Linked DNA regions of Homo sapiens: region 2 is linked to region 1. A link is a loop called in an ENCODE intact Hi-C map of the cell type or tissue named here. Cell type or tissue: endothelial cell of umbilical vein. All regions are shown on one strand. Links, peaks and the distances in the headings refer to the core of each region. The heading gives the core; the rest is flanking DNA.

Region 1 (15,610 bases), core at 4,424-12,423:
ATTTTCTAACATAAAATGGGATTGAGAGGGGAATTTTGAAGTTCCCATGGTCTGTCCTCTACATTCTGACAGCTCATTATCTCTGCGGTATTGTTCTCACATTTAAGTGAGGTTAGCGGAGGCAGAGGCCTCTCAGGCCTGAAGATAGCCTCTGTTTTCAGGGAAATACTAGACTGTGAGATCTGTGACACTGAAGCACTAAGTTCATCTCACAAAAGCAACGTGCTCTTTTTAAATGGTTGATCAAAGTTACTTTCAAAAGGAAGTGTTAGTTTTTGTTATTAGCCGAAACAAGAGCTGCTTTAATGTAGTATATTTAAAATCATATCTCAATTAAGATGTTATTCAAATACTATTTGACCCACCAATCTCATTACTGGATATATACCCAAAGGAATAGAAATCATTCTATTATAAAAACACATGGCTGGGCACAGTGGCTCACGCCTGTAATCCCAGCATTTTGGGAGGCCGAGGCGGGTGGATCACGAGGTCAGGAGTTCAAGACCAGCCTGGCCAAGATGGTGAAACCTCATCTCTACTAAAAATACAAAAATTAGCCAGGCGCGGTGGCAGGCACCTGTAATCCCAGCTACTCGGAAGGCTGAGGCAGGAAAATTGCTTGAACGCGGGAGGCGGAGTTTGCAGTGAACAGAGATGAAGCCACTGCACTTTAGCCTAGGTGACAGAGCGAGACTCTGTCTCAAAAAAAAAAAAAGAACCACTTGCATATACACTATTCACAATAGCAAAGACGTGGAATCAACCTAAATGCCCATCGGTGATAGACTGCATAAAGAAAATGTGGTACATATATACCACGAAATACTATGCAGCCATAAAAAAGAACAAGATCATGTCCTTTGCGGGGACATGGATGGAACTGCAGGTCATTATCCTTAGCAAACGAATAAGAAAAGAAAACAAAATACCGCATGTTATCACTTATAAGTGGGAGGTAAATGATGAGAACACAAGGATACACTGGGGCCTACTTGAGGGTAGAGGGTTGAAGGGAGAGAAGCAGAAAAAATAACTATTGGGGTACTAGGCTTAGTACCAGGGTGACAAAATAATCTGTACAACAAACTACTATGACACAAGTTTACCTGTTTAACATACCTGCACATGTACCCCTGAACTTAAAAAAATTTTTAAAAAGATGCTATGCAATAAAATTCTCAATTAAGAATTTAACTTGGTAAATGTTCATTTAATGATCTAAAAATATGTGTCTGGATGGCTCTAGCAAAAAAATAAATAATAAGTTTCTCAGAGATGGTAAGGCTGAAATAAATGGGGAAAAATCTGAATTGTAATCCTTTTTCTGTTGGACCTGGTGTTGGGGTTTCACACTTGTGGGTGAATGTGGGCCTCCTGTGAGCACCAGCACAAAAGACTAAACTGAACAAAAGATTAAATGTCACCTCTAAAATTCTGTGCAACAAGACTTCCAGCCACAGAATGTGCAACTCAGATTTCCAAGTAAAAACACACCAGGAAGCAGATCTTAGATCTCTGTTATCTCCTTGGCACCAGCTGGTATTCATCCTCAATGCTAGCTAGAGTTGAAATAAAGAGTGAAAGAACTTTCTCTTTTATTACTTAATAAACTTCCTTTTTTGAGCTGTTTTAGGCTTACAGAAAAATTGAGTGGCAGTTTCAGGGAGTTCCAGCACGGCCCCTGTTTCTTTCTCATGGTCCCTGCAGGTTTCCCCTATTATTAACGTCTGTCATTAGCATGGCACATTTGTTACAATTAATGAGCCAATATTGATACATTATTCACTAAAGCCCACAGGTTGCGTTAGGGGTCATTCTTGGTGGTGTACGTTCTTCAGGTCTGGACAAATCTATAATGACATGCATTCACCATTACTATATCACGCAGAGTCGTCTCCTGGCCCTACAAGTCCCCTCCTTCCCCACCTGCTCACTCCTCCTTCCCACCCTCCCCAAACTGTGGCAACCATTTAACTTTTGACTGAATGGATTTATTCTTATTCTGCCTTATTGTATGTACACCATATTTTAATAAGATAAAATAATAGTCTATAGTAGACTTCTGTAAATACTCAATGAATAAATACTTGCATGAATGCAGGAAAAATCAATCAGTCTTGCAGGATTTCTTATGCGTTACATCGTCCTTATAAGAAAGCAGTCATTCTCACCGAGATGTGCTGAGCAGATACTGGACATGTTCTGACCCAGATAAGGGCTGGGTGGAAGTAGGGCTGGAGACACAGAGACCCAGTGCCAACTTCCAGGACCTCGGAAGAACTGAAGGCAGAGAGGTCCTCTCAGTGTGGACTGGGCCTCTGCTGGCAGCCACCAGCGGGCACAGAGCTGATGTGTGTTATGCCACGTGGGGAAAACCTACAGACGATTCTGAGAAAGGCTCACAGGGACACCCTCTGCCCCTAAAAGAACAATTTAACTCTAATTTATTTCTGTCACTCTGCATTTTCTGACCTTTCCCAAGTGTACAGTTTTATATGCATTTAACTGCCAAATTGTCATGTGAGATTATATGGTTATATTTCATTAATATATTCTAGTTTGTTCAGCTGTTCTTACTGGGTGAATTTGTGTGGTTTCCTGACATTTTTGTTTTTAGTAGTGCCTCAGTAGTTTTATACATAATTACGTTTCCCTTCTGGATTATTTCCTTAGTATCTAGTTCAAGAAGTGAAATCGCTGGATTCTTGTGGTAAATTTTTGAATTTCACAGTATAATGCTGATTTTCTCAAAGTCTCACATTCTAAGAAAGTATAATGAGGCAAAACAAACAACAAACATCTTAAGTTGATTTTTTCCTAGCATCTTTTCCTTCCATCTTTGCTTGTAGAATCTAGACTATTTCATGAACCCAAGATATAATCAGTATCCTTCTTCAGTATGGCCAAAGTGAGTTTCTCATTATTTTACCTCCCCTTCAGGAAATGACTTTTCATCTTGTGTTTTGGGAGCCATAGATGGTTCTGGGCAGGAAACTGGCTTTGGATAGACCCAGCATGTAGATGGCTATTTGGCCTTGCTCCCAGTATAACGATGCAGTTCCCTGTGAAAGGGTATGAGTAGGTTTTGGGGCTCTGGATACCGTGTGGCCTGAAGAGACAAGGGCTCAATGCCAACTCTGCCTGTTTCCAACTGTGTAACCATGTGAGCGTCAAAAATCATGGACGTGCTCTGGTTAACACTGAGTGGGAGCTCAACAAATTATTATTTTTAATTGTTACTTGGACATGGCCAAGTTGACTACACTTTATGTTCTGCTACCTGCCAGTCTGAAAGTGACGCCACAGAAGGTGAACCGCATGTTGGGAGATGCTCCTCATCTGCTTAAATGAGGTGCAAACACAGCCCATGCGCCTGCTCTTCATGACTGTATCTGTACCAGCAATATTTGTATTGGCAAATCACATGCCCCAGTGGGAACTACTTAAGGGGAATTCAATGGATTTCATTCCTTTTATGTAATTGGCCACTTAGTAATAGACGTGTAGGTCTCTTGTGTGGATAAGGATTCTGCCTTTTATGTAAGATATGTGTTGCAATTCAGCTTTCAGGTCCCAGCCCCGGGAAGGCTCCAGGCCTTCACAAACTGGCCCACCCACGAGAAGGAAAGCAATTGTCCAAATGTGGGTAGCTTTTCTTCCCACTGTTGTCAGCTGCTTCCAATTAGCCCCCATATACATAATCCCAGTTTGTGTCTGTATCAGTACAATTCTCCCATGTCAATGTGAATTTTAAGCCACAGAGGGAAAGGGGACAGAGAATATGCTTTCATTCAGCTCTCCTCGTCTCACACCTCTTGCCCTGCATGCATTTCTTTGCTCTGATTAAACGAGCATTTTATAAGCCACATTTGCTGTGTGAAAGGCAAAGTCTTCCCTCCCACGGATGACGGTCTCCAGGGATGTGTGTGTGTGTGTGTGTGTGTGTGTGTGTGTGTGTGAGAGAGAGAGAGAGAGAGAGAGACTGTAAACATATATCTCTGTGAAACTTCATTTTCCATATGTGAATTTTTGGAACCGAGACAAATGGAACTTAGCTAAAAGATGGGAAAGGTAGACTGACTCTGACTTAATCTACTTAACCTACCAGGCAATTTATAACTTGATGGCCTAATTTTTGCAGCACCCAGAAGCAAGCCTGTTTCAGCACGGCAAAGGCTCAGCTGCTAAGTGGGCAGCATTGTTGGAGGTGAGCAGCTTAGGCTGACTGTTCATCAAAGGACCAAGCGCTTGAGGTTCGCTCATCGCTGGAGGCCAGAGTGGGGAGGGCCATTTAACTGCTCAAGGCCATGGAACTCTACTGTCAGTTTCAGGGAAATTTGGGACCCTGGAGCACAAACCAAAACTCCAATTAACCAGGAGAGGAACTCGATCCCCAGGAGATAAGTGAAGAGTAAGAAGTCTATCTTTAGAAACAAGAGATGTCCAAGGCTAGAAAGATGGGGAAGGAGGGTGGAACTGTTCTGGAAGTGGGTCTCAATCTCAGCACCAGCAGCTCTCAAGACTTTCTAGAGAAGGAAACTTCATTTCTGAATTAAAATTAGTCTTCAATGACATGGCAGGGATTTCGGCACACTCTCTTGCGTCATAGGCCACTGTGTTGGAGGCAGGAGTGTTGGCTTTGGAGGCATAGAGATTAAAATTAGAGTAACACGTGAGCACTGAAAAGGTTAAACAGTAGAGACATGGAGGACTCCCGACCCCCATGTACCCCTTTCTTAACCCTTTAATTAAGATCACAGCCCTAGAAATAGCTTGCAAAATAATTAACTACTGATCATTTATACCTTAGTGCTTCTGTGAGCATGTTTTCTCTTTCATTGCTGCTCATCTGCATGGAAAAATGTGCATGGGTTTCTGAATATAACTCCATGGTGCTTGCTTCCATTATATTTGTGCCATTTGGATCATAACTGATAAGCAACCAAAGAGTCCCATATTACTGCACGTTCCCATCGCTATTTTATGTGAAGGTGGTCCTGGGGGCTGTTCTGAATTCTCAGTTTCCTTTTTTCCCCTCCCCAGTTCTTTGAAAATATCAGAAACGGACTTGTGGCATCTTTGAAAAGCTACTTAAAATGTGCTGCTGTGCTCTGAACTTGAAAATGTGCTTTTAATACAAAGTTTGTGCAGCCCTTGCTGCTCATACGAGATGAATCTTACCATGTGGTGGATGCCCGTCTCATGCCAGGCACTGTGCTCTAAGCCCATTGGTTTATTTCAGTGCTTGAAATTGGCTTTCGAGAGAGGCACCACGGTTCCCTTTTTACAGGAGAGGAAACACCAGAGGATCAGAGATGGAGAGTCTTTCTCCACAAACTCACAGACCCCAAAGGCAAGCTCAGGGTTGTCAGCTTCCAAAGTCTGCCTGCTCCAGGACCTCATGTTGCATCTCCATTCTCTTCACTGAGGGTCAAATGGAAAGAACACATGGGGGTCAAGTTTCAGAAAATAAGAGAAATGAAGAAATATGTGCCCGGAAGCAAGAACGACCGACCTCATTAAACTGGCTCCCTTCACCTCCTCTCACATCTTTTTCTGCCTTTTGGCCAAGTTTTCTCTCCCCCGCATTTCCTCCTTGATCTCGTTTGAATCCTCTTCCCTGGTGAAGTCATTTAGGTTCAGGCTCTTATTTTACTTTGGTCCATAATTTAGATCGAACCACATGTGCTGATGTGATTGAAACGATGTGGAATTCTCTGGACAGAGATAGAATTATGGAGGGGTTAGTGTGTGTGTTTAAGATTAAAAGACCAGGTGTATGGGAGGAAATATAATGAACAAAAAATAGTATTTTAAATGAATACTAAACTTGCACTCATGGAAAAAGTTCTCTTCCCATGAGGTTCTCGCAAAGCATTTTACCATCAGCACACGCAGTTTTTCTCAGTTTTCTGAGATGGGGCCATCTTGAATCCAACAGACAACACACAGCATCAGCCAGACTAACACAAAGGACGTCATGGGCATGGACGTAAATACTGGTGTCAACACTAGGTCTGCACCTCGAGAGGAGTGGAGCAAAAGGATGGAGTGGCAGATGAAGGTATGCTGTTCAGAAAGGAGGCAGAAATGAAAGGAAGACCATCAGTGCGCTCCACAGCTTGAGGACCGTCCTGGAGGGCAAATGCCAGCTGCTCACTTCTGAAAAGAAAAATTCCAGTGAAATGAGTACAGTCATTCTTAGGATTACTCACTTGATACTGTGTATGTCTCTTCTTGGCTTCTCATCTCCACACAAAACCCTCAGGTGGTAAAAATCTAATTAAAAAAATTATATAAAGTCTTGTAGATTTATTAGCCTGAACATAATAGATTTTTTTTAAGCACGTTAAGTCTTCCATGGACTAAAAGAAAACTTGTAAACCTAAGAGAACCTCTATTTTTGATATACAAAATAATACATTTCCTTAAACTATGATCTTGATACTAGAATTTTAATTAAAAAATACCTGCAGTTTATATGCAAAGTTATAGATTAATGCTTAAAAATAGGTTGTATGTAGTATCCACAGGTCATGTTTGACTGTCAAATAGATGTAATTTTAATTCATAATAATTGTGTCGTGTTCTTCCCCACTAGAAGCCAATTATGCAAGCTTCACCATTCACACATGGAAAATAATTTAATGGAGTACTCATTGCAATTTCACTTATCCAGAATTGGCTGTTGTTCTCAGAGCAGCTTGTGTTGCCTTGTTAAGGAGAATATGTTAGTATCCAGACATCCAGAAAGGATCCTTTACTGTTTCAGAGTCCATTTTCCCCACTTTTGAAATACACACACAAACACCCATTCATGCAAACCAAACAGAGATTGTAAAGTGATTCCACTGACATTTATGCACTTCTTTTTTCTCTTTGGTTCTTCAAACTCTCAGTCAGTGCGCATTTACTCTTAATTTAGATACGGTTTAAACCTAATTAGAAACCAGAAGCTCTTGTATTTCCACAAAGGATTATGACAGCCCCAAGAAAAGATAGTGAAACCATTATATAACAAGATAAAGGCTTCTTAACAATACAAGGATGGATTTTCTCATTGATCTTAGCCTTCTGAATTTTAGAAATTGCCATTTCAAAGTCTAAAACAAAGGAAAATCAGGGAATAAAAGAATGGTAAGTAGACACAAACCTACTGGCTCCATCATTTCTGTTTTAGCAAATAACCTGCCACATATACCAATAGCCCAAGAGATGGGCATGTCCCTGCATTTCCTGGTCAAGGTGACAACACTGCGTCCTCCTGGAAGAGGTCTGCCACTCACCATACCACAAACCAAATATAATAAAATCAGAAGGCACACTATAGTGAATTTTTTAGAGGCATGTATTGAAAAGCATCTCAAAAAGCATTCTCGAAGCTTCCAGAAGTCAACTCAAGTTATCTGAAAAGTGACACTTTTGATGATTGCTCGCTTAATACTGGGAGAGCCAGATGAAGATTCCTCCCCACTTCCTCAGATGTGCAACTCTGGAATTTCTTAGTGTTACTGGAGATTCCTGCTGCATTCTGGGCCTTTAATGCATAAACACTGAGATGTTCTAAGGAAATTACTCCCTAGGGAGGAGAGGGGTGGACGAGGAGTAAGCTTTGCTGGTGACTCATGCGCTGTGTGGAAACTCCCTGCACAAGTGAGCTGCGCAGGGTGAGTCTAAAGGGTTAATGCACTTTCAAAAGCCTCTAATTTGTTATTCCAGAAGAGTAATTTACTCACTAGAAGTATCTGGGTGGCTACTAACACATTTGTGTCTTTAAAAAGATCAGTTTTATTTTAAGATTAAAAATATAAAGCAAGAGCTGGAAAGTCACTAAAAACTGACAGCCAGTTTCCCATTTTCAAGAGTATTTATTAAAAGGTTCTGGTTGCAGAAGGAATAAGAAATGGCTTGAGATCATGACACAGTGAATCATGTTGTAAACATGTTAGCTATGGCTGTGAATTCAACCAGCGATGAGTTCAAGCGTCCCCAGAAGGTGTTGGGGGAATTAGGGACATGGCTGTGTTTCCCCAGAGAAAAGTGGCCATTTTACTTTCCCTCTTCACTAACATGCTTTTGACATGCATGGCAGAGCTGAAGGCAAGGGGAAGGGGACAACATAGTAAGTGACTAAGTGGCTTTTTTTTTTTTTTTTTTGCCAAGTGAAGCTGAGTCATATGGCCTCTGTCATTCCAAAACTATTCTCTACGGCTGCATTCCTTTCGCTCTTGCCTTCCTTTAGAACCCTGGAGAAGGCCTCCTGAAGCCTGGCCCTATTATGTATCCTGACAAAGATAAACTTTTCCAAAAAGCTGCATGTTGTTTCTAGCACAGTTTTTCCTCGCAGTGACTACGTGATGAAAGTACCATGCAGAGGAGGTGTCTGACTGAGGCGTTCGTGGTGTGTGACAGAGTCCCCTGCACAGGACAGCCGCACTCCCCTCTTGCGTCCTTTCCTCCCATGTTTGCAAAGCCTCTTTCCCTGTCAGCAGGGGGTGTTCTGGCAGTTGACATTTCTGAAAACTACAGCCTACATTTTTAAAAAATCCAGTAAGTGAAAACTAAAAAATTAATACCGTGGTCATAATAGTGTGGCATTTGATAACTAATGAGGCACTGTCGTGCCAGCTATTATTTTCAGACATTTACAGTCCTTTTTTAAATACAAAGAAATATTTGGTGTGAAATGTTCCCCGGGAGCTGGTGCAAGCAGAGGCGACAGGGCAAGGGAGCTTGGGTTGTAGCCTCGAATTCCTCCGGCCAGGGCTACCGTCAGCCTGCGGCACACAAGTAAATCAAATATAAAACCAAAATTTCTGTAAGCAAATCAGTTTCTAACTCACTGTAACGAATTATCTTTCGCACATCACAGAGGCATCTCTTTTCACTGTCGAGTTTGGTTTGCTTGGTTACAAAAAGGGCAGTTCAAAAGCTTTGGTTGCTATTGTGAAAGTCAGCTGAATTCCTTCCACCGTGCTGGGGTGGGGTGGGGTTCACGCAGGTTCTCTTTTGTCACCAGGGGTGCTGTGGATTCACAAGTAAGCAAGAGGCTCCTCAGGTCAAGCCTCTGGCTGCTCCCTGAGGTCAGCTGCCTAGCTTCTCCTCCTCTGAGATAGACGGGAACAAAGTCTTTGATGTGTGCATTTCTCAAGCTTGACAATGATACAGCTACATAAAAACCCATGATTTCATATAGATATTCCAAAACGTAAAAGTAAACCATGCATCCACAGAGACATGGAATTACAGAACTGGATGCTGAGCTGGTCACTTGGGAGGCAGGCGTCCTTGCCATTGGTTTATGCCTCAGCCCCACCATGCAGTGGCTGGCCAGGTGACCTAGGCCAGTCCTGCATCCTCGGCTCCTCACCTGCCTGGTGGGACAGTGACATCTCTCCTGCAGCACTGCTGTCAGGGTGAGGGAGGTAGGGCGCAGTTTCAGAAAACCATTGGGCTGCACCTGCGTGAGCACAGCTGCAGGAGCAAAAGTCAGAAAGGTCAGCAAAGGATTTCAGGAGCAAAGGTCAGAAGAAACCCTCAAGGTGGTTGTGTCTGCAGGAAAGTGCTGTCGTCTCCTGCAATGCTTTCAAGACTATTCAGAAGCACAGTGTGAAGGGAGAGCCGGAGCCCATGGGGAAATGACTCCAGAGTGTTCCACGTGTTGGAAGGCATCTGTTGGAAAACGGACATTCAAGCAAATAGTTGCCTGCATAGACAACGCAGAATGACTGGGAAAGCCCCAACAAGTTACCTACTGGTAAATGAGGTGAGAAGCTTAAAGTGAGAACCCCATTGCTGCCTCTTTTTCACTTTAAAAACATTTAAGTTTTGAATTATGGTAAAATACACGTAAGATTTACTACTGTAACCATTTTTAAGTGTACGGTTCAGTAGTGTTAAGTATATTCACATTGCTAAGGAACCAATCTGCTACTTTTGTTTATTAATTTTTTCCTGAGGGGAAATATTTTTAAATTTTAAAATATTTAATTGACAAATAAAAATTGTGTATATTCAAGGTGTAGAACATGATTTCATATGCACGTACATTGTATACTCATTACCACAATCAAAGAAATTAACACATCCAACCCACCCATAGTTGCCATTGTGTGTGCGCGGATGTGCGTGTATGTGTGTGTATGTGTGCACGTGTGCGCCTGTGTGTGTCTGTGTGTCTCTGTGTATACGTGTGTGTACATGTGTGTACGTGTGTGTTCCTGTGTATGTGTGTCTGCGCACGTGTGTATGCATGTATATGGGTATGTGTGTACGTGTGTACGTGTGTGTGCATGTGTGTATATGTGTGTCTGTGGGCACAGGTGTGCCTGTGTGTATGTGTATATGTGTATGTGTGTACATGTATGTACGCGTGTGCATACGTGTGTGTGTGTGCACAGGTGTGTATGTGTGTGCCTGTGTGTGTGTGTGCATGTGTGGTGGGGACACTAAAAATCTCTCATCACCTTTTTAGTCAAAAGAACAGTTGTTTTGGTTTGGCTCTTCTGTTTTAAAATATCAGAACAATAATAATTTCCCACAGACAAAATCCTCAATCCTCACCATCCTTCTATTTCCTATATTCATCATAAACTTCATGCTTGATGTTGAAATTGTTTTCTGAAAATAGAGAATACAAAGAGGAGATTTTAAAATGTCAGTGGCAGCCCCACACTCCTTTTTAATCTTATTTCCTGATATCTTGAGTTTACTTGGACGTAGAGTTTTCCTTGACTATGGTTATTTCTGGTAGTAGCAGCTCCAGATTAGGCAATGGTTTTCTTCAGAGATAGCTTAGAGTGAGCCCCAGAACAAGGTCAATGCGAAGATTGCTTGTGTCTGCGTGTCCAGGGCACAGTGATCCTCATCACTAGCCGGGGGGCTCCGTGAGGATCTGCTCCTGGTCGTTTCTGTTCTGTATCTTCTCTGCAGCCCTTACTGAAGCCGTTACCAACTGGCACAATTCAATTCCTACTGTACCCATCATGCACAGATGGCTGAAGTATTGAGAACGCTCCAGTGACCGGGAGGCAATAGTCTGTCCACATCTAAGAACACACTTGGAATAACCTTAGAGAAGAGAGAGAGAGAGAGAATGCATGGTTAGTAGGTTATCAAACTCCTATGACTTTTCACAGGAAAAGCCCTCATCCACACCAACTTTAGGAATGTGTAGAAAGAAGGGTCAGGGACAGGGGTGAGTGGTGGGCAGAGCAGTTGGAGGGCACAGGGAAAAGGCATCTGGTCATGTATTTGGAGTAGGAGGTCTTGCTTTACTATTGAATTGCAGGGACACTTTGGGAACAGTGTTCACTTCTTTTTGCAACCATTTCTTCAGAGAAAAGTCATGATACTCAAGTCTTCTTACAAAGCAGTTTGAGGCTTTGAGTACCAGACTGATTACAGAGATGAGTATGAAGCATTATTGTAGTATTTTTAAGTGAAATTCACTAAATGCAAATAAACCTAGCAAATGCTCTATGGTTAATTTTTTTCTAAAATTCAGATAATTAAGACAATTCATTCTCCTGAAACTGCTGTTCATGTAAAAAGGAATTTTATCGAGGTGGCCCTTGAGTGCCAAACAGCCTGTCCTCAGCTGCAAAATGAGTCGTTGATGATCCTCCAGCAAGGGATACTTTTTAGCTCGTGTGGTGATTGCTGCACACGGGATATGTGCAGCAAGTATCTGCTGAGCTAATAATAAACAGCCTCAGACAGAAAGACAGTGGGCACAAGGTCATGCTTAAAAAGACCCCTTGTTCTACTGCATCCCAGCTCCCCACCATGGGGCCTCACAGGCCCTGGTGACCAAGCACATCAGACCTGGTTCTTGCTCAGTCCTGGGAGCCACAGAACCCAGCACGTACTTTACCCCCAAGACCAGACTCCAGCTTGGCTTTTGTCCTCCTCTCCAGGATTGGTGACCTCCTAGGTCGTGAAGCTGTGATGAGCAAAGACACACTCCTCTCCATTCTCCCAACTTCAGGTCCCTTTGACAGTGTCAGCAGGCATTTAAATAGCAGACCACCCACAGCAGGGCTGGTAGATGCAGTGAACTCAGGAAGATGCCTGCATAGACTCTAGTGTTAAAGACAGAATCCTTACAAGGAACCCCCATAGTTACCTAACTGCTGTCTCCAGTGGTCATAGAAGTGTGATAACCCACTAATCATCATTCTCTGTCTCTCTGTCTTTCTCATACACACTTACACACACATACACACAACCTTGTTGCTTAATTTTCAGAGAGTCTACTTTCAGAAAAGCCTTCAGGAATACATCATGTACAAAACTGAGAAATTACCTGAAGTATCTTTAAATTTAGTAAAAAGTTGCATTGTTTTTTGAACATCACACTTGAAAAGTACATGAATACAAACATACTTAGGAAAAAAAGCTTTAATTAATTTAAAAAGGAGAACAATGCTATATGCTGTATCCCACCTTTCTCTGAATGTTACATTTTCTCCCCTATCCCAGGCTGCATCTAAGAAAACTCAGAGGGAATATGCTATCTATCTTTTCCGAGCAATGAAAGCTCTGGGTTTTTTCCTTGCTTTTCAGGGCACAATACTTCTCTTTCTTCCTGGTTAGACAGGATAAGTTCTGAGTCCCCTGGTATCATCAGCTTACTTCTTCTCTGTTAAATATTCACAAAAAATCACTAACTTTCATGCCTCAGCAAACCTCCACTGCCTAAAATATAGTGAGGTCATTCATCTTCGGACAAATTGCCCCAACTACGGTGGGAAAAGAACCAATGTGTTGGACTATTTATCTAATTTTTGTTTAGTTCGGGGATACAAATAAATGCATAGATACATACAAACATGCGTACATAATAGCAGCAGCAGCCTGTGAAACATTGACAAGACCTGGAGTTGGAAGAGGACTTTGCCATCCTCCAGTCCAACAGTTGCCTGTCACAGATTAGACGACTGGGATGTGCGCAGGCGATTATTTGCAAACGGCCCTGAGTCCCCCAGTTTATGTCTTAATTCGCAGCCAGGGCTGATTGTAGAAGCAAATTTGCAAACATGTGCAAGAAGAAATCACACATCCTAGAGCTTGGATTTCCTCGTTTCTTGCTATTTCTATCCGTAGACAGAACCATTGCTGAGCTGTTAAATTTGTCTCCTTCCCCTATACCAGTCTTGAAAAAGGAAAGGAAGTGGAGCAAAGAAAAAGAAATTAATAAAGCCGGCAGATCCTAGGAGAATCTTATTTAATCCAAGCTTTGTAAAGTTTTGCTTTATTCCATGGCAACATGGGTATACACATCCCACCGGCTGTTTCAGTGGCTCAGAGCAGGTAAGGCCTGTGCCAAACGCCGCTAGCAGGAGGAACAACGTGGAGACAGCCCCAGAGGTGGAACGTTGGCCCTTCTGTGGCTCCGGTGTCTCAGGACCTCCCTAAAGCCCAGCCCTGACACTGAGCAAGTTTCCACCACTGTTAGGAAGAAGTAGAAAGGAATTTGGAGGGTTGGTGTTACTGTTCAAGAGCTGGAAGGCTTCTGCCCCCATTCCCATTCCATTAATTGCGTGAGGTAGAGAACTCATAGAAGATAGGAACACATATGCTGATTTCCAAAATTGCCTTTGTATATTTTCACGTGAAGACTTTAGGGGCAAAAGAAAAGAAGCAAGCATTTTGAATATGTGTTTCAATTTGCCTTCTGTTATATAAAATTGTATTTTGCCTATTCTTTTTTCATTATTCGGAACCTTCAAGAAATAAATTAAGTTCTCTCAAAAATGTGTTTTTTGAAAAGAGGACTAAAACAGATGGCCTGGCTGTGTTAAACACAGGGACCAGACCAGCACCCACCTCTCCACCTGCCCTGCCTTCACTGGCAGAATTGTGATCCATCATGTTCTCTGTTCAATGTCATCATCCCTTTCAGAGCATGGGTCTCTTCCTTTCTAGGCAGTCTTACCAGGATGCATGGGTGTGCCTGCGTAGGCACACGCACAGCTCCCAAGGACTCTAAAAAAAGATATTTTTCTGCTTATATACTAATAATATGTTAGAGATTTATGTTTCAAATTAGTACAGAATCACATGGTTCTCTCCAAATTATATTTGAGAGAGAAAGAATAGAACAAAATTTATTTTACAAAAATACTCAGTACATTTAGGGCATATACAAAGATGTTCCAGAATGTAGCTTATCTCTTTAAAGACAATTAACACAGTTTCTGGGCAAGGCAAGGCAAAATATTCAGTAACTTAGCAACACCAACAGAAGACAGCCAATATTGCAGCACATTTTTCTCTTGGATTGGGTCAGAGAGTACTGCAGAGAAAATGGAGTAGAGAGACCTGAAATACTTTCGCACACACTGTGGTCAGTGCAGCGTCCACTGTGTGCCACAGTAATACTAGAAACTCCCTGGTTAGGCCTTGGAATCCAGCTCTCATTTCGTATGTGACCTGCAGGGAAGTAAGTTAAATGCACACGTTTTATCAAGTTCAAATGCAAACTTAATTTTAAATGTATGCAACATCAGTTTAAGCGTTGTAGCTATTACTAGCAATTGTACCTATTACTAGTCTGTACTCTGCACAACTTTGGAGTATACTGCCTACTCAAGGTGGATTTTAGAGCTCTATTTGTGGCATTATATCACGGACAAAAGCACGTTCATCAGAGTCAGAGGAATGTGGTGCAAATCCCAGCTGTCCCACTTACCAGCTGTGGGACTTGAGTAAGCTCCTGAAGCAGCTGCACCTGCATTTTCTGGTGGGCACCATGGAGCTGTCAGCAGTGCTTTCCTCAGAGGGCTGCGGGCTGGATGAGGTTTGCTGGTGCATGTGAAGTGTCAATCATTGCTCTCATGAGTGGTGATGCTGATGCCGTTCCCTTTTTTAGGGAAGTGATTTTCCCTTACAAAGTTACCAACAGTTTCATGTTGGCCCATTTTTCTATTAATTGTTTCCACTAATAGGACCAACAGTGGTAGTCCCATCATTTTATTACTGCTTGTCGTAGCACAAGCAGTTGCTTCATTGTGTTTAGATAAATATTGACGGCTGCTTTTAACAGTCTGCTGTTTTGTCTCCTTTTGAGGTCCTTAAAGTAATCCTTAAAAAGATAGTGCAGATGGAAAGATGTCTGGAGTCAGTGAACCTGCCTTCTTTCCTGTGTGCTTGTCAGTTTCTAAAATGCCATACACAAAGGACTTTCATGATTTCTTTTTAGGTACATGATTACAGTTCAATTCACTTCACTGTCTGGAAAATTTCCTTATAATCAGGATGAAATTTCTCATGTTAGCCTTTCACATTTCACTACTTTTAGATAAGGAATTCTCAGGCTTTGCTATATCTGACTGCTCTTGGAGGCTGAGCTTTTGGCTAACTACCTGACTACTTTGTCGTTTCTCTTCCCTTGGAATGAAGCAAATATCTAACTTCTCACTCATTGTTTCTGCTATTTTACCATTTAGTCATCTGTGATTTTTCTAAATACTGAAAGACTTCCCTCAATTCAAACTATGTGCCGGATCAAGGAAAGGGCAGTTGGATATTGCAGACAGCATAGTGCAATTGTGAAGAGTGTCTGCTTACCAGCCACGCTGCCTTGCACAAGTTATCAAGCCTC
Region 2 (15,610 bases), core at 2,731-10,730, 71 kb before region 1:
ACTTATACATACAATAAATGAGCTTACAGATTATTAATTTTCATAATTAGTTGGCAATTTTTCTAATCATTAAATAGCAGGTATTAATTTGTCCCTTTATCTTCTTAATCTCTGAATATACAATTCACATATTTTTCCTCAGGACTTGACACCACACCAAAAGCTCTTGTACTCACAGGGATACATAATCTAAATCTTTCACCAAATCTATGTCTAATATTTGTACAGTTGACTGAGCATGTCCCCATCTATTTACAAGGCCTAATTGTGTAATAAGGTAATTGGCTATCATAAAATCATGGAGGTGGACATTCATCAGTCCAATCTCACCCACAGTCCTAGCTCTCCTGAAACATGGTCCCTCAGCTACCGAGTAAGCAGTAGAGTAGTTTTAGGAAACTAGTTCTTCACAATCTAGACAGAAATATGCCAGTGGAATTGATCTCGTATCTCTATAGACATACCTTGTGTATTTTATACTATCACAATTTGTGTTCAGGAAGGCTCTGTAGATTGCAAATGACAATAACTATCTCAATCATGTGAAAGAAGAATGGGGTGGTGAGAGTTCTTTGCAGAGTTCTTTGCTGAATAAATTATAGAATCTGGGAAATACCACCACCACCACCACCAAACATGAAACAGTCCTTGGTTTTTTTTGTTGTTGTTGTTGCCCCAAGGGCTTCCACATCAGTAATTCATGGACCTTCCCTTTGCAACACAGCCATCAACACCTGACTACACACTTGTCTCTGTGTTTTAGTTCAAATAAAACAGAGAGATTTAAATAATCCACCAGCCTCTAGGGAGCTCGTGCTTGCGCAGTGAATACCCAGGGTGGAGTGTGAGTTCTGCAGGAGGAGAGTGAGAAGAATACATCAATATATTGTGATGCCATTAATGTTGCTAATTCCATTGATTTCCCTTTTTTCACTGAATTGCATATTGGAATGTTGGCTAGGTACAGCCATTGCTTATGAACTGTAGCACTGGCAATGCCAGCTTTAGTTTCACAGTTCTTCTCAAGTGTCTGCAATAACACATCACACATGTGGGTAGTTAGTGCCATTTTTTATAACAATGAAAATATGGTTTGAACCACTTTCACAAGTTAATAATCCACAAGCAACATATAATTGCAAAATTGTCCACATACTACATAAAAGAGATGTCATTTTTGAAAACCAGATGTGATGACATTTGTAGAGTATTTAACTCAGAATACATGTCACATAGCTGAGTAACGTTTATTAAAACCTCATGTTGTATCTCCTGATTGTATATGTAAATGTATTTTTATGGGTTTTGGAACTTATGTGCTTCTGTTTTTTTATGGTTCTGAAAATGAGTAGAACAGGGTGGGGAAGAAAACCGAGACCTGTCTCACCCCGTAGTGACTGGTTGTAAAAGCCACATTTTTGCACAAATATTATGATAGAAAGTTGCCATGTTTGTTCATTAAGGAATAATATTTGAATTTCATCATGACAAGCAACTACTGTCTCTCAGTAGAAATTCAATAACAACTTGCCATTGAGGGGTGGAGAATTGGAAATTAAGCCAAGATGCTGAGGTTCTCTTCTTAGACAAGAAGTAATTGTGCTGTTCTGTGATGTTGAGGAAATTACTCTGTGTCTCTGAGTTTTACTTTCTTTGTCAGTAGGAAATGAAATCGCATATGAGGGGACTAAGACTCTACTGTATGACAAATGATTCACTTACATTATGTCTAAGCCTCAGAACAAAAACACAGCCATCCCCAGATGTTTCACAACTGGCAGATAGAATTTAAAATCAAATTCTAACAGCCTCTTATCTTGCGTGGGCTCTCAGCGTACACACCCCTACTCAGCCCTGCCTAAGAAATTCACAAAGGATCCAGGCCCAATGCACGCTCAAGAACAAGCCTGTGTCACCTGGATGCCCACATCTCTGTGACCTGGCACCTGTGTTGTTACTTCCGGCTATCCCCTCACTCCTCCATCTCCCTGGGTCTCACAGGCTCTGCGAGTCCTCAGTCCCTACTCTTCTGAGAGAATGTGCCCTACCCAAGGCATTTTTCCCAGGACTTCCAAAGCTGCAAAGCCTTTGCAATAACCCCAGGCATTAAATACTCAAGCATCTCCTTCTGCCTGCTACCGTTTGCATTGCCAGCAAAATATCTTTTAGAGTTACTTTTTGGAGTTAGAGTAAATATTTCTATTTCCTTCTTGCAGTGGCAGTACCCAAAGAACATAGAGAAAGCCCTTAGCCAGGGCTATATAATGCCCAACTCAACATGACCCTTGTCTTCCTCTCCAGCCTTATCCCCAGCAAATTCCTTGTTCTTAGAAACTCACATTCTAACAGTAGTGAGCAGCCCGTAGGCCGCTTCATACCTCTTTGCCTTGTGTGATCTTGCTCTCTCTCCAACTCCATTCTAACATGGTTGAAAATGTGCTTCCTCCATTCTGAGAGGATCTGGGCAGCAGAGTTCATCTTTGTGTCCTCTGTACCCTATGGTTTGTCCAAACACATTCTGCTGTTATCGAATCAGGTTCACAGTTTTGCCTTGTTTTGTTTCAATTTGGATCTTCTATACTAGTCTGCTCCTCAGAGGTCCAGTCAATGTTTACATTCCTTTGGGCATCCTTGCCACTTAGCAGAGTGCCTGGCCCATAACTGATGTTCAACGAACAATTGTTAGTGAATGAGTGAGTGAAAAATGAATAAACAAATTACAGTCTTCAAAGGGACATGGTAGCAAGAGATCACCATAGGGACCTTCATGGATTGAGCTGAAGGTTGCCCTTGAGAATCGCATCGAGCTCTCCAAGCATCATTGTATTGGTGTAAAAAGTAACATAAGAGGTAAGAGTGCGTGAAGAAATGCAGAGAGCACGACCAAGTTCCAAATAATGGCAGCTGCTGGCTTTCTCATGAGAGTCTCGGAAAGCTGAGACACATTAGGCAATGGCCGCTGCTAGGAGCCAAGGGAACCACCAATGGCAGACGCACTAGTGATGCTGGTTCGGGAAGGGCTGCAACTCCAAGGGCCGCTGGGTGGAAGGTGATGGCAGGCTTCCTGCCGCCAGCTCACATCAGGACAGCGTCCACCCATCGGGAGGCATCAAACACAGGCCATCCGGGACTTCCGTCTCTGCCAGAAAACCACGACCCTCTCCCTCCCACACGGCATCCTCTCCGCTATCCCAGTGGGCAGGGCAGAGATTGTTTTCAATACATTCTCCTGAAAAGAGAGAGAAAGCCATTTTCCCAACAGAAAGCCAGGGAGCAAGAAGATCTCAGTGAGCCTTTCAGCCAGCGACTGGAAACTTGAACGGACCCAATCTTCACATTTTGATAAAAGGCAAGGGGCAGGGAAGGGGGTTGGAGCTAGAAACAGGATAACAAGAACGGAGGTCATGTGAAATCTAGTGAGAGAAGTGTTCAGTAAAAACCAATACAAACACAAAAAAAAGAGACGAATTTCAAACCAAAATGAGGGTTTAATAATTCTTTTATTGCTGGAAAGAACTGAGTTCTTCCAATTTCTCATCGTGAGAAAGGAACTAATATGTGCCTGATGCTGAAAGTCCAGCAAACCATTTCAATTGCTGAGTTTTCCAGGTAATGGGGTATTTCTTTTGTAAAAGCTAACATTTCCTAAATTTTCGTGTTTTCTTCCTCTGTTGCACCTGTGGCGTATGAAATTCAAACAAGTCACCTAGATTAAAATATTTCTGCGAAGGCTATTAAACAGTGCTGCTTGTGCCTCCGTTTTTTTTTCTTCCTTTCTTTCTTTCTTTTTTTTTTTTTTTTTTTACTGAAAGCAAGTTTTTGGTGTAGAAATTAAATATCTAATGCAAATTTTTAGAAATAGATGTGAAGCTTTTCTTAAAATTCACTAAAATGTCCAGGGTGCTGTAATAATTTTGCTACTATGACTGTTGGACCTAGGAAGAAATTCACCTTGTGCTTAAATACAAAGTATTTCAAAATAAACTAGTGTTTATTGATCGTAAAGCAGTAAATACTCTTTAAACAAAAACATAAAAATGCAGAGAAGTAGAAAAAAGAAAACAATCACTTCTTAGTGCCATTGTACAAATACAACCATGTTTTTAAGAGTACATTTCTTTTCAGCGTTTTCCCTCTCTGTAAAGGGGTCTTGTTTTCAAAGTTGTCATTAACTCCATGTACAATTTATGTGATGACTTTATACAAAATGTCATCTTAATTATAAATGTCACAATAGCAATAACAAGGTTGGGCGTGGTGGCTCATGCCTGTAATCCCAGCACTTTGGGAGGCCGAGGCAGGCAGATCACCTAAGGTCAGGAGTTCGAGACCAGTCTGGCCAATGCGGTGAAATCCTGTTTCTACTAAAAGTATAAAAATTAGCTGGGCATGATGGTGGGCGCCTGTAATCCCAGCTACTTGGGAGGCTGAGGCAGGAGAATTGCTTGAATCCAGGAGGTGAAGGTTGCAGTGAGCTGAGATTGCGCCATTGCACTACAGCCTGGACGACAAGAGCAAAACTCTATCTAAAAAAAAAAATAAAAAAAAAAATAACAATGACTACCATCTGTGGAATATTTTCATGTCATAGCTGCTTTATATGCACCAACTCTAATCCACCCGATCCAATGCAGGAAGTGAAATTCTTTCTCATTGTAGTGACTACAGTAGTCCTATGTGAAATATGTAAGTGTATTTCCAGGGCCTCCACAGGTTCACTTGTAAATTTAGACTAGCCTTAAAAATGCCTTATTTACCCACAAAGACAGCACTTCCAAGCTGAAAGAGCAACAACAGTTGCTGGTGTGCAATCTCATTTTTAAAAAGAGAGAATTAGGGCCAAAATAGATTACGCAATTTGCTCAAAGCCACACAGTGACCCAAGGTCTTGGGGTCAGCCTGCCCTAAGCCTGTTGATTGCTCTCTAGGGCTTTCTACAACTTCCACCACCTTTCAATCAGTGCCACTACAATTAGCTTTCAGTAGGGGAGGCTGCTTGGAGCTTTCTTGCCCCTCATACCTCTTCCCAGTTCTTGCTAGGGAGCTCTCTGGAAAGCTATAACAGAAATATAGTATACATTATGTAAATATTCCTTTTCTGTCTTGAATTCATACATAGTTCCTGCCAGAGAGATGCAAATTTGTCCTAAAACTCTCTTGGGCCCTCTTTGGGGCTGAAGTCTTTGTTTTCTGAAGAGAAAGACATTTTCTGTAATTTTACCACACAATGAGAAGAGCATTTTAATAACAAGAGCAAAATCATCTCAAGCTCGCATTTCTCCCACATTCTTCTGTCTCTCCAGTAGGCCCTGGAGTGGAGTGATCTGAAGCAGGGTGGCATTCTTGGGGTAGAGGATGTAATCTACAATGATAAAAAAGGACTCCTGTGTTAGAGATACTATAACAAAGAGGCAAGAAACACAATCACTCCTTTTTTTTTTTTTTTTTTTTTTGAGATGGAGTCTCGCTCTGTCGCCCAGGCTGGAGTGCAGTGGCGCTATCTCAGCTCCCTGCAAGCTCTGCCTCCCAGGTTCAAGCCATTCTCCTGCCTCAGCCTCCCAAGTAGCTGGGACTACAGGCACCTGCCACCACGCCCAGCTAATTTTTTGTATTTTTAGTAGAGACGGGGTTTCACCGTGTAAGCCAGGATGGTCTCGACCTCCTGACCTCGGAACCACAATCACTCTTGATTCTCTTTAAAGACAAAATCATTTTAGAATTTGCTTCCCTTTTACCCACCATCAAACTCTCTTGTGGGAGGGGAAAGTTAATTTCAGTTGAAACAGTGACATCCCTGGAAGATAAGTTGCTATAAAAACACTCTTCTTCTGTTCCTTCTCCTGTGTGCCCAGTCAAGCTGAAGGTCAAATACATGGAAAAGATCTCCAAGTTTCTAAATCAGTGCTTACCAAGTAGCCATGCACTTGACAGGAGAGATGAGACACTTGCATATTTTTCCACCCCATTTCCTTTTACATCAAACACAATGCTCCTAAGCTGGGGTGTCTGTCCTGGAGAATGCAAAGATAGAGATCCTCATTTGGGTGACGAGGGAGGAACACCTTATCGCATGGGAGAAGGGGCAGTCATCAGTGGAGGGACAGAAAACCACATCAGATAGAGAGCTCGTCAGTCCATTTGCCCAGGGCTCTCCCAGGCCTACAGTGAATCCCGTACACCCTAGGGCCCTACAGATTTTGGCCACCTAATTTACAAAGGTAACCTGTGTCATAATTGCTTAGGATTGCACAGCAACACCTCACTTGCCCAGAGGCCACTTACCTAGAACCTCACTTGTCCAGAACTTAACCAAGATCTCAGGAACAAAACTGGTCTCTGAGAAGTTTAATGAGTGCACTAGTACACAGCTCAGGCTCTGAAGTTTGGTTTACGACACTCACAGGAGAGACCTCATCCAAAGCCAATGTCATCCTTATGTAATTCTAACCAGCACAATTGTTAGATTTCTCAGCCACAAATAGATTAGAAATCTCAAGTGTTTAAAAGGTGATGATTGACTTGCTCACCTGGCAGATGATGAAAAGGAAAGAAAAACATTATAAGTTAGTGAATGCATAGCCACCCAGATGTAGAATCAATGTAGAGGCGAATACACCTGCACCTCCGTAGCTTCTCGGGGGTCTCCACAGATAGCTCCATCTATCAATGAATGCCAAGAAGGACGACTGCCCTTGGTTCCATCATGCCCTTTAGATAGCAGCTTATACATCAAATTTTCAGAAAAACCTTCCTCCATGGCTTCGCTTGAAGCATCCTGAGGCCCTCATTCTGTTTCTCAGCCCCTGCTGTTTCCTTCCCAGTGCCTATCACAGTTCACAGTCATGTTCTTCATGACTCTCCTGTGTTCCACACTTGCCTACCTCCCGTGCATGTGGCACGTGGCCGTGTCCTTCTTGTTCATGGTTGGCTGCCCATCCGAGCTCTGTGCTTGTCACATGGAAGGTGCTTGATAAATAAATGTTGGATGAATAAAGAAATGTCACTGAGAAGCATTTACATTCCTTGATTACAATACATCACTTTAGAAATACTCATTTCAATCTACAAATGCTCCACAGAAAGATAGATACAAGGACATTCATTTATCAGAGGGACAGGAAAGGTGGAAGGAGGTAACCAACATTGATTGAGCAACCATCATGTACCAAGAGCTTTAATTTTCACAATGATATAGTAAAACAGGAGTGATTAGGTCTCACTTCACTGAGGAAGAAACTGAGGTTGAGTAACTTTCCAGTTTTATGCAATTAGTGGTAAGCTGAGCTGAAGCCTGAGCTTCACATGCCATGACTTGGATGGGTAAGCTTCAATTACTCTCACTTAAAGGCTAGCTCATGTGTTGTCAGGGATGCTCAGTGGGCCAGAACCAATAATTGGGTTCCAAAGGGAATAATTAAGATTGGAGCAAAACCTTGTAGATTGGGGCTGAGTCAAGTCTGAACGTCAAAACAGAGAGACCAGGTTCAAAGAGCAGACGTGGAATCATAAAAACATAGAATCAAAAGACAAGAGTCCCATAAAAACAGGATCTGAGTCAGTCTTCAGCCCACTTAAATCTTTCTTCCACCCCCAAACTTTCCCAAAACAGCACTCACTAAGGTCACTAATGACTTCAACATAATCAAATCCAATGGGTAATACTTTATCTTTCTCTTCCGTGGCTTCTCAGCAGCATTGGCATTCTGAGCACTTCCGCCTTTGTGAATCATTGTTTACCTTGGGCTTCCCCGTCTTCCTTACCTATCTGTCTGCTTCATCTCAATCTTACTTGCCACTTCATCCTCCTCCACCTCAGTCATAAATGTGGTTTCCAAGATCAATGTGAGACTTCCTCTTTCTCTTTCTCTCCATCTCTCTCCTCTCCCCCTGCATCCCCCCTCCCCATAAACTCATTCATTCTCCTGACTTTAAATATTATTGACAGATTGATGACTGTTTAAAATTTTATTTTCCATCCTACACCACACCTCTGAGCTTCAGACTTGATTTTCTTACTGCCTACTTGGCATTGCTTCTTGCATATTTCAAGAGAAGCCCAAATGTAAGGATTTCCAATACAAATTCATCATCTTGATCCTCATTTTCTTCAGTAGTCCCAACTTGAGAATGAGCCCATCTACCCACTTGTGCCAGCCAGAAATGCAGTATGCATTCTCATTATCTCCCTCTCCCTCAATCCTCAGATGTAAACCTATCCATTTAAAACTTCTAAGCTTCTCTAGACTTTGCCCATATCTCTTTCTCTCTAGCCACCATCCTGGTTAAATAAACTATCTGTTTTGTTTTTGTTTTTGTTTTTTTTCCAGCAGAACCACCCCTGATTAGCCTCTCCACCTCCACTCTTGCGCCCCCCCAGTTCATTCTCTATGTTGCCAGGAGAGACATCTTTTTAAAATATAAATCTGATTACATGATCCCACTAAATATAGAATAAAACTTCAAGTTTTAACATGGTCTATGTGTCCCTGCATGATCGACTTCTGCCTTGACCCCTGCTCAATCTATGAGACTGGGGAGTGACAGGTGGGTTCCCAGCTCCAGGAGTGGTGAGTGACCCACTCCTGGACCATCAGAGCACTCTGCCATGGAGACAGACACCACATCCAAGCCAGACCAATGGGACTCAATCTCGGTTCTTTGCGCTGAGTGGGAAAGAGAATTTCTCCTTCCCCTTTCCCCTGCTGAGTGGGCCAGAAGCTCATGTGTGATGCTGCCACCCTCTTGCCCACACAGTATGAAAATGGAGCCGACACACAGGAAGTCAGTGGGGGCAAGTAGAAAGATGCCAGTGGATGTAGCTCAGTGCTGGCACCATTGAGCTTCCAGGGCAGGGCCACAGACTTTCTCTCTAAGGGGCCAACTAGTAAATCTTCTAGACCATGTGGGCCATGCGGTCTCTGTTGCGACTCCTCAGCTCTGTTATCCTAGCATGAAAGCAGCACAATGTGTAAACAAAAGAGCAGAGCTATGTCCAATAAAACTTTGTTTATGGACGGTGACATTTGAATTTTCACATGCTCTGAAAAACTGTTCTTCTGTTGATTTTTTTCCCCCAACCATTGAAGAGGTGTAGGAACCATCCTTAGCTGGCTGGCCCTCCATCAGGCAGAGGCCAGATTTGGCTCACAGGCTGTCACAAGCTGCACCTGCCACTCGCTCTAGGCTTTTAGAAATGGAGCCTGTAAATTCTCTCTCTCTCTCTCTTTTTGGCTTAAGCCAATTCTGGATATTTTGTTTTTCTGTCACTTGTAAGTGAAAGAGTCCTGAACTTCTTATTCTTCATGTTTAGTATCTGGGATTTAGTTTCCCTCTTTTCTTTGCTTAAACAGCTAAGAAATCTAAAACAATCAAACAAACAAAAACTAATAGAAATGAATGCTTAAGCAATCTTTTCACATTTGCTAAGATTAAAAAAAAAGTTTGATAATACCTTAGCTGGTAAACTGTGGTGAAGCTGGGACTGAATGCATGTTTCAACACTAATATGAACAATTCATACATAGAAACACCAAAACAGTTACTTATAAATTTACTAACTTAAAAGCCTGAAATGTGATAAAAAGAATTTATTTTAAAATGCTATATTTGTTTGACACTGTCAGGTTGAACACCCATAACTAGAAAATATATTAGACTTTACTAGTAATATTTTTGTCATTGCCTTAGGTGGAATTTATTACCAATGCAGAATACATAGTTAAAAGTGTTTTCAACAATACTTTCATTCATTTACCCCAAATTCAAGTTGTCTGTATCAACTCTCCATTTATCTTTCTTTCTATCCATTACCTCTTTTTTGGTCATTAAGTTGGTTTGCAGTATTTTAAAAACTGATCTTTTAGTTTAAAGTAAGGAAAATGAACAAATAATTCTGATAAATTTATCTCTATGCCAATAATTAACCTAATACAATCTACAATATTGAAACACATGCTTAAAATTACTTTTGATAAAAAAAATTTATTTTCGTTGCCACAGTGCACATCCTGAAGTGGATTCAGATGTGCAAACTCATGATGAAAGGAGATTTAAGTCATGTACTGAAAAGTTAGCAGAGCATTAGCTTTAGTATTTGGACTATTCCTAAATAATAGCTTTAATAGTATACTCAGTGGGCCCAAGGATACATTTTTGTGGATCCTGAAGTTTTTTCCATATTGGTCTCAAAAATTTAGAAAGTTACCAGCAAGGAATATGTCCAGTTTCATCTTGACCTCACCAGCATTATATAAACATATATTATATATATAACATATTTACATATTTATATATATATTACTAAAAAATAATTTAAGTTTCCTCTTCTCTGTTTCCTAAGAAAGAAAAATATTTTTAATCTCTATTTGTTTTACTCCTATTTGAGTTAAACATTCACACTTTTTGTCCATTTTTTATTACGATCATTATTATTTGAGACAGGATCTCACTCTGTCACCCAAGTTGGAGTGCAGTGGTGCAATCTCAGCTCACTGCAGCCTCCACATCCTGAACTCAAACCATCCATCCTCCATGTCAGCGTCTCAAGTATCTGGGACCACAGGCACCCACCACCACGCCCAGCTAATGTTTTTGCATTTTTTGGTTTCACTATGTTACCCAGGCTGGTCTTGAAGTCCTGAGCTCAGGCAATCCATCTGCCTTGGCCTCCCAAAGTGCTGGCATTACAGATGCGAGCCCCCAGCCTCGTGTCCATTTATTTTGAGGCCGTTTGCTTCACTCTTCACTGTCATTTATAATTTGGTTTAGATTATTCTCTTGTCATTCTCTGCTATCTTTTTCCATCATAGCTTTTTAAAATATATGAATTAGGCTCCATTTACTTTTATATTTTTATATTAGATAGGTGTTAAATATCTTTTAAATACCACATTGACTTTAAGCCCTCTCAAATAGATTACTGTAATTTATATACCTAACAAATCAAAAATATTAAGGCTCCTATTGGATTGGTAATTAACATTGTATTATGTGTGCACTTTTTCTAATCTCTATTAGTTTAATTGTAAATTCTGACATCTCTGTGATTTTTATTTCAACTACAGCTAAACATTTAAAGTAATTTAATTAGCTTTTTTATGAGAAATAGGCAGTGCAATTTCATTAGCATTTAGTCTCCCCATGGTTTTCCAAGAAGTCTGAAAAAGTGCCCCCATCCCCACCCAAGAAGAGAAATCGGTATCCAATTTTAATTTACTAATTAATACCATGGTTTCCATCTTAAATAAGGTGTAGGCAAGAGACGTACACTTCTCATAAATTCTAGGTGACTTGTATTCTTCATCAATCAAATATATTTGACTACAAAGTGATAGCCACTAGGAAATAACTTTCTGTTGTTTCATTTCATGCAGGTTTAGGCACGGCAAAGAGATGGCAGGGCACACACCTTCCTGAGGCACACCACGGTTATCCAACCAAACCTACTTCCAGATCTTACCTAAAGGGAAACTAGTCAAGGCCCGAAACACTGAAGAAAAGCATCACTGTGCCAAAGTTTTAGAGTCTGATGAGATAAAACACTATTTAGAGAAATGTGTCACCACCTTCTTTTTTAACTAGTGGTGAATGGATAAACAAAAGGCAGTATAGCCACACAATGGAGTACTATGCAGCAGTAAAAAGAAACAAACTACCAATAAATGCAGAAACATGGAGGGAAATTATTGAGCTGAGTGACAAAAGCCAAACACAAAATGCTTCATACTGAATGATTCTTTTTGAAATCTAGATTCTTTATGAACTTATACAAAATACAAACTATTCTGTAGTGACCTCAGATAGATCACTAGTTGTGGGAGGCCACCGGCAGAGGCAGAGAGTTTTGCAAAGTAGCATGGAAACCTCTCTGGGTGATGGAAACATCCTGTGCCTTGATTGTAGCAGTGCTCATGGTGTCACAGCACAGTGAATGGACACTCTAAATAATGCAGCCTTTTGCTTGTAAACTATACCTTGATTAAGTTGAAGATAAATGGCTAATTAGTACATGAACAAAGCTTGATGCCATTAGACAATAAAGAAATGCAAAAACAAGATAAAACCATTTCATGCCTGAAGTTTATTGCATAGAAATTTATCTTAATTTTAAAGGTGCAGATCTTTTAAAAAGAATATAAATAAAAAATTTTTAAACTAGAAACAAAGCACTCAAATTCTACTTGCAAATGTGTGAAATTGTATTACAGGTTATTCAGTTAGCATTGTATGGAAATACTTTAAGTGTCCTTCAGTAGGAAGCCAGGTAAATAAATTAGCTTCAACTTAATGGAGGTATAGTTACATACAATAAGCCAGATCTATTTAGAGTGTCCTACATAGACAGATAGATAGATAGATAGATAGATAGATAGATAGATAGATAGATAGATGATGGATAGGTAGAGAGAGAATGTGTGTGTGAGAGAGACAGAGAAAGAGAGAGAAAGAAAAAGAGAAGAAACAAAGAAAGAAAAAGAGAGGAAACAAAGACAGAAAGAAAAATAAAGAAGGAAAGAAAGAAAGAAAGAGAAAAAAAGAAAGAAAGAGAAAGAGAGAGAAAGAAAAAAAATACTGGGCAATAAATAATGAGTAACACTTAAGTATTGATATGGAATGAGCTCCAGGATATACTATTACATATTTTTTTAAGTGCAGAAATAACAGTGTATGTATAGAGACTATCTCTGGAAGGACCCGTCTATGGTTTGAATGTCCTCTCCAAAACTCATGCTGAAACTTAATTTCCAATGTGGCAGTATTAAGAGGTTAATATATTAGATTAATGAATCAATGTGTTATGATGAGAGAGAGGCTTGTGGCTTTATAAGAAGAAGAGGAATCTGAGCTAGCATGTTATGTAGCACGCTCAGCCCCCTTAACATGAGATGCCCTGCACCACCTGGGGACTCTGCAGAGGGCCCCACCAGCAAGAAGGCTCTCAGCAGATGCAGTTCCCCAACCCTGTACCTCCCAGCCTCCATAAATGTAAGAAATAAATTCATTTTCTTTATAAGTTACTCAGTTTCAGGTATGCTGTTATAAGCAACAGAAATCAAACTAAAACCCCCAAGGAGCTGATGAGCGTGATCATCTCTAGTGATGGCTGGAGATGGGATGGGGTTTTTCACTGTACAGTTTTAAAACTAATTTCAAACCAAGTGAATTAAGTATTCAAATTGTAAATGAAATTAAATTAATAAAACATGTGGACATAAACAGAAGCAGGTGACTTTTCTCAAGGGTCCGTCTCATTCACCGTTTCTAAGGCAAGCCTTGGTAGTGATGCCTGCCAACCACCATGTTCCCTTCCTCCTCCTTCCTGGCACTCTCAGACACTCTGCTTTGATGCCCACCCCTTCAGTACCCTCACTCCCCATTGCAGTCGCCTGATCTGCAGAAGCACTATCCTGCCATCCTCCTTCCACAGACACCTTTCAGATCCCTGGCACAGCAAACTTTTCTCTTGATGTCTGCCTAGGAAAGACATGGAAAAAAAAAAGACATCAATGGGAAGGCAATATGAAGATTTAATATTATAAGGAGGTACAGAAAATATATTGTAAAGATATCAACATTCCTAAATATTCCAATAGATTATTAAAATTCCAACTAAAACCCCACTCAAATCAGACTCTTTCCTCATCACTCCCATGAATCTTTTCCTTGATAAGGACACCAAGGATATTCCATTTGCTGGAATCCACTGACTTATCTGCAGCTTTGGATAAGGCTGATTAATGGCGGCTTTTCCCCTTTCTCTAGGACAATCACATCCCTCCCTTTTGGTGCCTCTGCTCCTTCCTCATCTCCTGGGTCTCTTCCCCTCGCAGGGCTCCAGGGCTCAAGACTCGATTCTCTTCTCCATGCCCTTTATATTCTCATCTAATCTCTTTATGATCTGGCTTAATCTCAAGACTTTAAATAGCAACTGTATATTAATGATCCCAATTTTTACCTCTTGCCTGGAGCTCTCTCCTGAAAACCAAGCTCATATATTCAACCACTTGCTCAATACCTCCACTTGAAAGTCTAAAAAGTACCTCAAACACAGGAGACTCTTGGGTTTTCTCCTTCCAAACCTCTCCTCCCTCTCTGTTTTTCATCTCAGTGAAGTCTCATCACCAAGTTGCTGTTCAAAACCTTGGAGTCACCCTTGGCTTGTCTGTCCCTCACGCCCCTGATGTGATCTGTCAAGAATTCATGTCAGCTCTTTCTCCAAAGTACAAGCAGAATCCAATCACACCTCTCTGCCTGCTCCACAGCTGCAAGCCAGTCCTGTGTCTCACCTGAACTATTGCAGCAGCCTCTTACCTGCCTTCCTTTCCTATTGGACACAACTGGAAGAAGGATCCCATTAAGACCAACTTGATGATGCATGACACTTGTCTGTTACAGTCTTCCAATTTTTTCTCATCTATTTTTTATTTGTTTGTTTTTTGAGACAGGGTCTTAGCTCTGTCACCCAGGCTGGAGTGCAGTGGCATGATCATGTCTCACTGCAACCTTGGCCTCTGGGGTTCAAGCAATCCTCCTTCCTCAGCCCCTAGTGTAACTGGGACTTCAGGAATGTGCCATCACACCTGGCTATTTTTTTATTTTTTGTAGAAACAGGGTCTCGCTATGTTACCCAGACAGGTCTCAAATTCCCGGGCTCAAATGATCCTCCAGCCTCAGTTTCCCAAAGTGCTGGGATTACAGGTGTAAACCACCTCCATCTATTTTTTAATAGAAGCTGAAAACATTACAATAGCCTACCAAGGCCCTACAAGACCCCTCCCCTACATCATCCCCTTTCCCCCCCTCCCATTCCCCCCCCCCCCCACTGAGCCACACTGGACTCCCTGCAGTTCTCTAGGTAAACAAGGTAGAGTCCTGCACACCGGGAAGGCAGCTCCTCCCAGACACACGCAGCCTTCTCGTTTAGCCCTTCCCTGAGCATCTTATTTAGGAGGTATCCGTCTCTGTTCCCCTTCCTTCATTTTTCTGCATAGCACCTATCCCATAATATCTATGAATACTGGCTGTTTACTGACAGTTTTTTACCCACTGGAATATGTGCTGGGCACTATTTTAATAATTTGGGGTTTGGACAGCAAGCAATGCCAAAGTCCGTCAACCATGTTCACGAATGCACCTAAGACTGAGGCGTTCATTACACAAACGAAACGGCTTCACCTCGAACTGGAACGAGCTAAAGGCCATCTCCCACTCACTTTTCTCCCTAACCCCAAACAAGACCTAGAAACAAGGCAAATGTCTATTCTGCACAGGTCCACACCCCACATCTCCTGTGAGAGGTGACAGATCAATGAGCATTCGCGGCTTTCTTGAGTGGGACCAGAAGAGAATCCAGGCTACCTCTGGAGATAAAAAGGACTTAGTGGCTTCTGTGAATGAACAGCCTTGAGGACGCAGCCTCCTGAGGTGGCTCTTGGGTCAAGCTAACAGTCTGTTCAAGGCAGAGGTACTACTGCTGTGCCCTGGGTCAGGCAACATGCCAGAACCAGAACCCTGGGCTTGGAGATGATGGGGAAGGCGGTCCCGCAGGGGATTCGGCCTGCTGGAGTTCGCCAGCGAGCAGAGGGTCTGCATCCCCAGAACAGGCTTCCCA

What was found. Peaks named below come from ENCODE experiments on the same cell type or tissue, not always from the same donor. Only the 100,000 strongest peaks of a DNase experiment are listed, where the experiment ranks them.
Region 2: it touches region 1 in a loop (4-fold over the local background); 2 of 110 quality-filtered maps call a loop at or near these places.

The regions. Positions count from the first base shown.
Region 1 is chr7:55,057,689-55,073,298 of GRCh38, forward strand. The region is part of intron 1 of EGFR (epidermal growth factor receptor); the gene reads left to right. Among named protein-coding and RNA genes, the nearest start is that of EGFR, 46 kb to the left of the region's middle. RefSeq lists an enhancer at 9,224-9,800. In endothelial cell of umbilical vein, for the core only: no CTCF peak of the experiment used is centred there; DNase peaks (open chromatin) are centred at 7,613, 7,883 and 8,053; H3K27ac peaks cover 1,835 bases.
Region 2 is chr7:54,988,447-55,004,056 of GRCh38, forward strand. It overlaps LOC105375284 (a long non-coding RNA gene), which reads right to left. Exons shown (of 4, transcript XR_007060329.1): 2 at 6,283-6,966; 3 at 5,910-6,011; 4 at 5,213-5,362. Among named protein-coding and RNA genes, the nearest start is that of EGFR, 23 kb to the right of the region's middle. In endothelial cell of umbilical vein, for the core only: no CTCF peak of the experiment used is centred there; a DNase peak (open chromatin) is centred at 7,645; H3K27ac peaks cover 345 bases; H3K27me3 peaks cover 198 bases.